3 separate regions of the Homo sapiens genome follow, and all the other regions are linked to region 3. A link is a contact called in ENCODE Hi-C or POLR2A ChIA-PET data. All regions are on one chromosome and are shown on one strand. The core of a region is the stretch at or near the end of the contact, and the rest is flanking DNA. Distances in the headings are between cores, read along the strand shown.

Region 1 (2,700 bases), core at 150-2,649, 720 kb before region 3:
CCCATTTTTAATTTTCATTTCTATTTTACTGAACCTTTGGGGATTGCATGGGGAATATAATCTTGCAAAAGAAGAATGGCTGATGGAAAATACGTGACCAAGTAAAAGGCAGAAGGGGGAGTGGGTAAATGGGAAGGAGCATGAGGCTCCCTCCTTGCAGTCAGCCCTCACAGACATTTATCAAATACAGATTCATTTGAATTAGTGACCCCTTTTTATAAAATGCTAATGCCCCTGGAAAGGTAAGGCCTTCACATCTTACAACAATTAATCCAAATATCACGACATCATTTGGCTAAGAACACCTGGGTGTTCTGCGATGAGAGGTCAGGAGAAGTAAAATTTCTGAAGCAGGACTCACAAAAATTTAAAACCAAAAGGGCTTAAAGATCTGCCATTCTAAACCCTTACTTTATAGAAGATGAAACGGGGTCTTGCCCGAGATCACAATGCAAGGTATAGGAAGAGTCCAGATCCAAACTCAAATCTCCTCTTAATTTCAGTCAAGGAACTACATCATGTAGCCTATCAGAGAAGAAGTCTGGCCTAGGTAAAAGACGGTGTCTTTCTATAGCAAGAAAGATACAGATGGGCTCTGTGCCTGGTGAAGAGGGGAGAGATAATTCAGGAAGCACAAAAGAGGTGACGTCAAGTTTTGCCCCCTTTGTAATTGTGTCCAGGAGTCTGTGACTGTGTGTGTCAATGAAAGTCCTCCATATTAGCAGAAACCAAGTTAAGATAATCAGAAATAGTTTGGAAGGCTACAAACCTCAACTTCCCCTTACCCAGTCCGGTCTCCCTACTTCAGGAACCCACTGAAGTTCAGCTTACAGCTCTTGTTGATCCTTTCACACCCTTCCTTTCCAAGTCTGGAGAAGGAAAGTTGGAAAAGGGGAACGCAATGCAAATATAAGAGATTTCCCTATTTCCAGGGTACTTTCAGCCGATTTCCAGGGTACTTTTAGCCGATTCCCCAGTATCTACTGTATCCGAAACACTAGAGAGCCACTTAGGGTAGCCATGGAGATGACTGTCTTCAGTCTTGTTTCCTTCCTTTTCTCTACTATTAACATCTTTCGCTACGATTTCGGTAAGGCCCCCCCACTTCTGCTGGCACTCAGGTCCTGCAGCTCCTCCCTCTCCTCAGGGACGCTCATAGAGGGATTAGGAACACTTTTTAAAATGAAGAGAGCGCGAAAACACAAGAACGAGTGAGGGTTTTCTCCAAAAGGGATCAGTCCCATCCACAGCCTCCCCTTCTCCAGCCTTGAGGTTTTGGCGTTTGGTCCCAGCCCGGACTGCAAGTCCCAGGAGACCCCGCGGCGAGGGTGTCCTCCAGCGATCCTTCCCTCACGCTTCTGGATAGTGGAGAGAAAGGTTCCGATAGCGGCGCACTGCGGTTTGGTTTGTTTGCAACGGCAGTGACGGAGGTTGGGAGCCAGGCTGACTGCAGGCGGGGGCGTCAGGAGGCGGATTCCTCCTCCCTTCGGCACTGGGGGGCGGGGAGGAGGGAGGCCGGGCCTGCGGCCGGGGACCGAGCCGCAAAGACAGAGCGGGCAGAGGCGATGGAGGGCGACGGGGTGCCATGGGGCAGCGAGCCCGTCTCGGGTCCCGGCCCCGGCGGCGGCGGAATGATCCGCGAGCTGTGCCGGGGCTTCGGCCGCTACCGCCGCTACCTGGGACGGCTGCGACAGAACCTGCGCGAGACCCAGAAGTTCTTCCGCGACATCAAGTGCTCCCACAACCACACTTGTCTCTCCTCCCTCACGGGCGGCGGCGGGGCCGAGCGCGGCCCTGCAGGCGATGTCGCCGAAACCGGGCTGCAGGCGGGTAAGGAGGGCAGCCCGGAGGGAGAGAGGGCAGGAGAGGCAAATCGGAGGACGGACCGCACCCCTGCCCTGCAAAACAAGCCCGAGTCTTCTCGGGCAGGCGGAAAGGGGCAGTCGTGTCGTGTGGCCGGGTCCCCGGGCATGGGCCGGCCGGATCTGGGATACCTTGGGAGGGCATCCTTCTGAGGAGGGGAGGAAGGGGCCCGCTGGGGGACCGGGAGCCAGGGGCAACCGAGGGCCGGAGTTCCCGGAGCGGGACCCCGGGGACCGGGGTGTGCGCTGACGGACCTGGGGCGGGCCGGCGTTCGGAGAGGGTAGCAGTTAATCCGAGGAGTGGGGAAAGTTGCTCTGAGTTGGGGGCGGGCGCGTGCGCCGTTGTGGGTCAGAGCCCCAGTTTAGAGATGGAGCAGAGGCGGCAGCGAGTCCCGGGAGTCCGAGGAGGCCATGGGACTGTAGTCGGGTGTGTGGGTTTGATGATGTATGTGAAATGTGTTCACACCAATCATGAGGCAGCTCTGTGAAGAGGGGACATTCTCTAAATAGGGTTGGGGGTCGCCAGAGGAAATCATATCTGATGGGTGCCACGGAATTGCCAGAGATGTTGCTCATGCTTAAGGTGAAGAAGAGAGGGAAGGGATCATTTTGGTCCTGAGCCAATGGAGAACTAGCTACTCTTGTTCTTTCTTGCATGATTCTTTCTAGGATGTGCCAGAGGCCCCCAAACACTTAAAATCGTGCAGTCTTTAATCTTTCCTAACGTCTTGCTTCCTTTTAAACTGCTGTTGGTGGGGAACTGGAGGATTTGTTAACTACTGCGTCTAATTAGGAAATAACTTTAGATTGGAAGGGAGAAGGGACTGACATTCCACGT
Region 2 (2,936 bases), core at 78-2,577, 790 kb before region 3:
TTTGCCCAGGCTGGAGTACAGTGGTACAGTCTCGGCTCACTACAACCTCCGTCTCCTGGGTTCAAGCAATTCTCCTGCCTCAGCCTACTGAGTAGCTGGGATTACAGGCGCACGCCACCACACGCGGCTAATTTTTGTATTTTTAGTAGAGATAGGGTTTCACCATGTTGATCAGGCTGGTCTCGAACTCCTGACCTCATGATCCGCCCACCTCAGCCTCCCAAAGTGCTGGGATTACAGGCATAAGCCACTGCCCCTGGCCTTCTATTCATTGTTTATCTGAAATTCAAATTTAAATGGGTGTTCTGTGTTCTGTATTTTTACTTGCAAAATATGGCAACCCTAATAGCAGGAGAGATTTGGGTTAGTCAACAGGATGAACTTGGATCAGATATTGGGATTCTGACCCAGGGAAGGATGGAGAATCCCCTATTCTGGACAGCTTTAAAAAAGGAGAATGTGGGCCAAGTGTGGTGGCTCATGCCTGTAATCCCAGCACTTTGGGAGGCCAAGGCAGGCGGATCACCTGAGGTCAGGAGTTCAAGACCAGCCTGACCAACATGGAGAAACCCCGTCTCTACTAAAAATACAAAATTAGCCGGGTGTCGTGGTGTATGCCTGTAATCCCAGCTACTTGGGAGGCTGAGGTAGGAGAATCGCTTGAACCCAGAGGGCGGAGGTTGCGGTGAGCTGAGATCACACCATTGCACTCCAGCGTGGGCAACAAGAGCAAAACTCTGTCTGGAAAAAAAAAAAAAAGAAAAAAAAGGAGAATGTGGCCAGGTGCGGTGGCTCACACCTATAATCCCAGCACTTTGGGAGGCTGAGGTCAGGAGTTCAAGACCAGCCTGGCCAACATGGAGAAATACTGCCTCTACTAAAAATACAAAAATTAGCCAGGTATGGTGGCACATGCCTGTAATCCCAGCTACTCAGGAAGCTGAGACAGGAGAATCACTTGAAGCTGGGAGGCAGAGGTTGCAGCGAGCCAAGATCGTGCCACTGCACTGCACTCCAGCCTGGGCAGCAGAGTGAGACTCTACCTCAAAAAAAAAAACAAAAAAAAAAAGCAAAAAAAAAGAAAGGTGAATGTGTCTGAGGACTGAAGGGCAAGCCTCTAAATGCTTAGGGGTAGAGTTTATAGTCAGAGGGACCTTCCTGCAGCTGGGCCAGAGACTCACCCACCCTCTAGAAACCTCAGCAGCTGAGGATGAACAAAACCCACAGGAAGTGGTGGAAGTGAAACTTGGTGTCAGTGTTGTTGTTATTAAAAGGGGGAAGTGACACCGGGTGAGTGAAGGGTGGGTGGAGGTGAAGTCTCTATAGGCAGCGAGGTCATTCGGCAGCGCCCCCCTTCCTGCTCTGCTAAGAATAGTTACGGTTGTGATAGGGGTGTGGTTTGTCTGAGGCTGGGGGAATGAATCTCGCTTGATGTCTGGATGGGGCAGAGCAGAAGTAGCACTGGGGTGGTCAGAGCTTCAAGTCAGGTGGCAGCAAAACCTAAGAAGCATTTTTGGGTTTGGAAATAAACAAATAAGTGGCCTCAGAAGCAGCTCAGAGGAGAAGGATCCTGCCTTCCAGCTAAGAGAACTATAAGAGGGAAGCAGGGCCCATGACCATGACAGTCCCTCCTCTAGTCAGCTTGGGAAGCTCTGAGAAGCTCTTTCCATTAAGAGAGTCAGGGATGCTCCAGAAATCAGGCTGGCAGGGAGGCTGCAGTGCGTTTTTGTCTCTAGCACTTACTGAGCACTTACTGTGTGCTTGACATTGTGCCAGGCCCTGAGGCTCCAGAATTAAATACAGTGTGGTTCCTGCGCTCCAGAGGTTGGAAGTCCAGTGGAAGAGATATGCATCAAACTAATATAAATTCATGAATTCATTGTGATCAGAGGTAATAGTTGAAAGCCCAAGCAGCAGCCTACCTACTGTGAGCCTGAGCCCACCCCTCAGCAACTCCCCAGCCCTGGCCCAGGCTGCAAACCAACAGAGGCCGGAGTCACCCAGCTGCCTGCAGAGCAGTGCATCAAGTCAGGACCCTTTCTCTGCCCAGACGTCTTTGCCAACTGTTTGGAACAAAGGGAAATCATCTGGTTTGGGGAAAGACATAAGAATGACCGTTTTCTTTCCTAAACCTTCACCCTCTCCCATTTCGGCCTGAGAAAAGCTGTTAGATGCTTCTTCAGAGGGTTTCTAAGGGCCACAATTGCCTTCCACCTAAGAGGGAACAGGGTGGGGAGGGGTGGCAATGGCCTTCTTTGACCGCAGAGGTTTTGGATTTAGCCTGAAGTCACAGAACAACTGAAGCCAAGAGACAGTTCACCCTTTCTGGTGTCTAGAGCTTATTGAACAAATGTCCATTGACCCCCTATTGCTAGGGGCAGGGGTGAAATATTGAGTTGAGTCCAGGGCTCCAGCCTACTAGAGGCACAGTCTGTAGAGAAGTCAGATAATGACCAGGCGGTGCCTAAGCTGGATCTGAATCCAGGGCCTTTAGTCATCAGACACTGGACAGATTCTTCGTGGAGGGAGTTGGGCCTTGAAGGCTGAAGAGTTTTCTGGGTCAAGTACATGTTTAGGGAGCAAGAATTCCTTGGAAACTTAAAAACTGGTCTCCCATGGTCAAGTCTGGCTCCTGTATGTGAACATCATACACACAGAACATGGCTCTGTATCCTGACTCCTATGCACCCCCGGCCACATTGTATACTCCTGCTTGTATGCTCCTGGCCAGTGAGGTGTCTGCAGTCTTGGGACAAGTGGTGGCCAGGGAGTCTTTGTCCCCTGGGTTCCTGGGGTTCAGGCTTCAGGTCTGGTTTCTGCCGTTGCCCCTCCTCTGGTTCCCTCCTTCTCACAAGACACAGCCTGACAACCTGGCCTTCTCTCTGCCTTCGTTAGGAGGGAGGCTGCTCAAACCACAGCTCACCACAGCTCACCAC
Region 3 (2,787 bases), core at 30-2,529:
GACAGACACAGAGTAAGCTGTCATAAATATTTGTATGGTGAAGAAGTGCACGGACACGTTTTTTAACCCCTGTGGCTCCTGAGATCAGGAGTAGCATCATATACATTATGACATATGTGCAGACCAAGCTGCCTTCAGTTAATTATCAAGATGTTTCACCTACATTCTCTCCTTTGATCATTACGAAAGCGTGATAGGTGAGGACGCTATTCTTGATATTCAGAGGGTGAAGTGGAATACTGAAAGTCACAAGCATTGGGTACAGAAGGCACTGTAGGATCAGAAAGGGGAGTGATCCCTTTCCTCCCCATCATAAGAGTCACAGCCGACACTTCTATAACAAAAGACAAGTTAACCAGAGAAAAGCATAACAAATTTATTTAATCATGGTTTTACTTGAGAGGCTGAGGACCAGGTGTTAATCTTCATAGTCTGTCGAGAAAGAAAGAAGAAATGAGGGCAGTGGAGGAAAACACGATTCACGTTTTTAGGAAAATATACTTTGAGATTAGTGATCGTTGGTACTATGCAAACCAAATGCAAACGAGGAGCTGGCCAACTCATGGTTTCTTTTGGGTGGAGCCTTTAGGAAAATTCTTCCAGAGACCACTGCTGGAAGAAAGGTATTTAGAGTAGAAAATTTAAATATAACATATTGTATGAAAGGTTTTTTTTTTTTACTTTTTTTTCTCACTACCCTAGTTGGGTTGGAGGATCCTCTATCTCCCCTCCCTACTTAGGTTGACTGCTGTTTCCTGGATCGCAGCTCGGAAGATCCACCTGGGCGAATACAAAAACAAACGAGACTCCCCTTCCAGAAAGGGAGGAAGGAAGGAGACAGAAAGACGAATGACACTGAGCGTGTAAAGCCCGGAGACAGCCTCTCTCTACCCCAACCTAACCCTCAAGGTAGGGGATCCCCCGAACATCGCTACCGTAATTATGGTAGAAATTCCTGAAACGGATAACTGGACCTCAGCACCGTCATTTCTAGCAGAATGATTGAGCTTTCCTCTGACCCAAAGCCAAGGGGTTCCAGCAGGGGAAACTAACGACCATCCGCAAAAACCCTCACCCAAGTGGGGAGTGGAAATCCTGGCTCTTGGGTTGCAGAGCACAACTTGACGCCAGCGCGTTTCTCTTCCCCCACGCAATGGCAAGTGGGGCGGGAGTCGGAGGGGAGAGGAGGAGAGGAGAAGAGAAGAGGAGGGGGAAGGGGAGGGGAGAGGCGAAGGGCGGCCCGGGTTCCAGCAGCCGCCCCGCCCTCCGGCTCGCGGCGGATTCGGCGCTGCGGCTGGAGCCGGCGGCCGGGTGCCTGCCTGTCCAGGCAGGGTCTGGCCGAGCGTCGCGTCGCCGTGCAGTGCGCCGGGTGTCCGGGAGATGGCTTCCCCTCTCTCGCCCGCTGCTGCCGCTATTGTCTCACCCGGGGTGGCCTGACTCTGCGAGCTCGCGCACGCTCTCGGCGGAGAGCACCCCTCCCCACCCCCACAAGCTGGTCCTTGCGCCCTTTGCTGCCTCTCCCTCTGCCCCTTGGAGCCTAGGGTCTGTGCGGAGCCTGGAGAGGGGAGCGGCCCGGGAGCAGGCGGCGTGCGGCCGGCCAGCTCCTCTCGCGCTGGTGCAAGAGGCGCCTGGAGCCGCAGAGCGAGCCCGGGAGGCGCGGAGCGAGCAGCCCACGTCGCCAGGCACAAGACACGTCGGATGTTGCAGCAGAGCCAGCAGCTAGCGCAGGTAGGACACGCATCCTGCGGGTTGCATCGGCCCCAGCGTCTGTAAAGTGCCCCCAGAGTGGAGGCAGCCGAGGTCAGGGGGCTCTCCCTCCAACATGGCAACAGCGGAGGTGCAACAATGGAAGCAGCCGAGGGTTCCTGGCGGCGGGCTGAGCGGCGGACGCCGTGGGAGCCTGAGCTCCTGCCCGCCGGGCAGAGCAGGTTGCCCCTCACCCCACTCCACTCCACTCCAGCAGCTTCAGGGCCTCTGGGGCTCCAGGCACCCGCGTCCCCACCCCCTTCTCGCTAAACACACTTCCTGGCTCCCAGCTGCAGGGCGATCTGAACCAGTCAATGGCTTTGGGGTTTGTTTATTTAAGATAAGAAATAAAAAAAGCAAAACCTGTCCTGTGATGGGGTTAGTGCCTTCTGTGGACTGGGTGAGAAGTCGGCATCTAGCCTGGGGAATGTGTACGTTTCTTAGTCGGGCGGAGGGTAGAATTGGATTCTCCCTTATAAGGATACTGCAGCAAAAGGAGACTGAAAGCTTGAAAGAGGGAGAGGGACCCTCAGGCCTGAGTTCGCCGGTGCTGGGAGAAGGCGCTGCTCTCCTGGCCTATACTTGTCCCTCATTTTCAGCTCCCGACAGCGGTGACTTTGATGTTGGAGGAGCAATCGCAGCAGGAAGCACAAGCAAGGCTGCCAAGCTGGTGTGGGGTGGAGTAGGGTGGGGAGCCCAGGGGCTTGGCAGGCTTCTGGATTGTGGGAAGAGGTTACCAAATGTATGAGGTTAGTGCACACACCCTAGTTGGCTGATGTTGAAGTGTGTGTGTGTGTGTGTGTGTGTGTGTGTTTTCTGCCATTGCTCTTGCTCCTTCAGGCCTGCCTTTTCTCCTCTCCACCCGCTTCTGGGGTCTTCGTAGCTTCCCTGCCCCAGCCCTTCCAATCATGCCTGGGATGGAATCGCTGTATTGTCTCTGGCAGCTCTCTTGGGCTGTTTTTTCTCAACTCTGTTGGAGAGTTTTGTACCCTGGGCTGGCTGGTCCCAGCATGGCACCAGATTCTTTAGCAGGCGGCTACC

The links. A loop is a pair of places that touch in the nucleus more often than their neighbours do. ChIA-PET counts read pairs that join two places held with the same protein, here RNA polymerase II (POLR2A). Pooled maps may share reads with other maps.
Region 1: a pooled map shows a loop between it and region 3 (4-fold over the local background). The contact joins the promoter of DSTYK here to the promoter of PIK3C2B in region 3. A Hi-C loop is called at or near these places in 3 of 50 pooled maps. POLR2A ChIA-PET finds 5 or more read pairs at or near these places in 5 of 52 experiments (AG04450, BJ, GM12878 and 1 more).
Region 2: a loop to region 3 is called in a pooled map, with 5 times the contacts of the local background. The contact joins the enhancer-like site here to the promoter of PIK3C2B in region 3. A Hi-C loop is called at or near these places in 1 of 168 maps with a recorded cell type or tissue (naive thymus-derived CD4-positive, alpha-beta T cell) and 5 of 50 pooled maps. POLR2A ChIA-PET finds 5 or more read pairs at or near these places in 3 of 52 experiments (GM12878, OCI-LY7 and T-cell).

Annotation. Positions count from the first base shown.
Region 1 is chr1:205,210,401-205,213,100 of GRCh38, reverse strand. It overlaps DSTYK (dual serine/threonine and tyrosine protein kinase), which reads left to right and starts at 1,399. Exons shown (of 13, transcript NM_015375.3): 1 at 1,399-1,830. The coding sequence starts at 1,566. RefSeq lists silencers at 1,470-1,599, 2,020-2,069.
Region 2 is chr1:205,286,747-205,289,682 of GRCh38, reverse strand. No RefSeq gene overlaps it. Among named protein-coding and RNA genes, the nearest start is that of NUAK2, 34 kb to the left of the region's middle. Within about 2 kb of position 1,327, at least 13 of the 41 ENCODE cell types and tissues checked have a DNase peak (open chromatin) inside an H3K27ac peak, as active enhancers do; they include OCI-LY7, where a contact is called at or near this core.
Region 3 is chr1:204,493,297-204,496,083 of GRCh38, reverse strand. It overlaps PIK3C2B (phosphatidylinositol-4-phosphate 3-kinase catalytic subunit type 2 beta), which reads left to right and starts at 1,279. Exons shown (of 33, transcript NM_001377334.1): 1 at 1,279-1,728. It overlaps LOC124904584 (translation initiation factor IF-2), which reads right to left. Exons shown (of 2, transcript XM_047439554.1): 2 at 352-1,908. The coding sequence ends at 888. RefSeq lists a silencer at 1,130-1,599 and enhancers at 1,700-1,829, 1,900-2,089.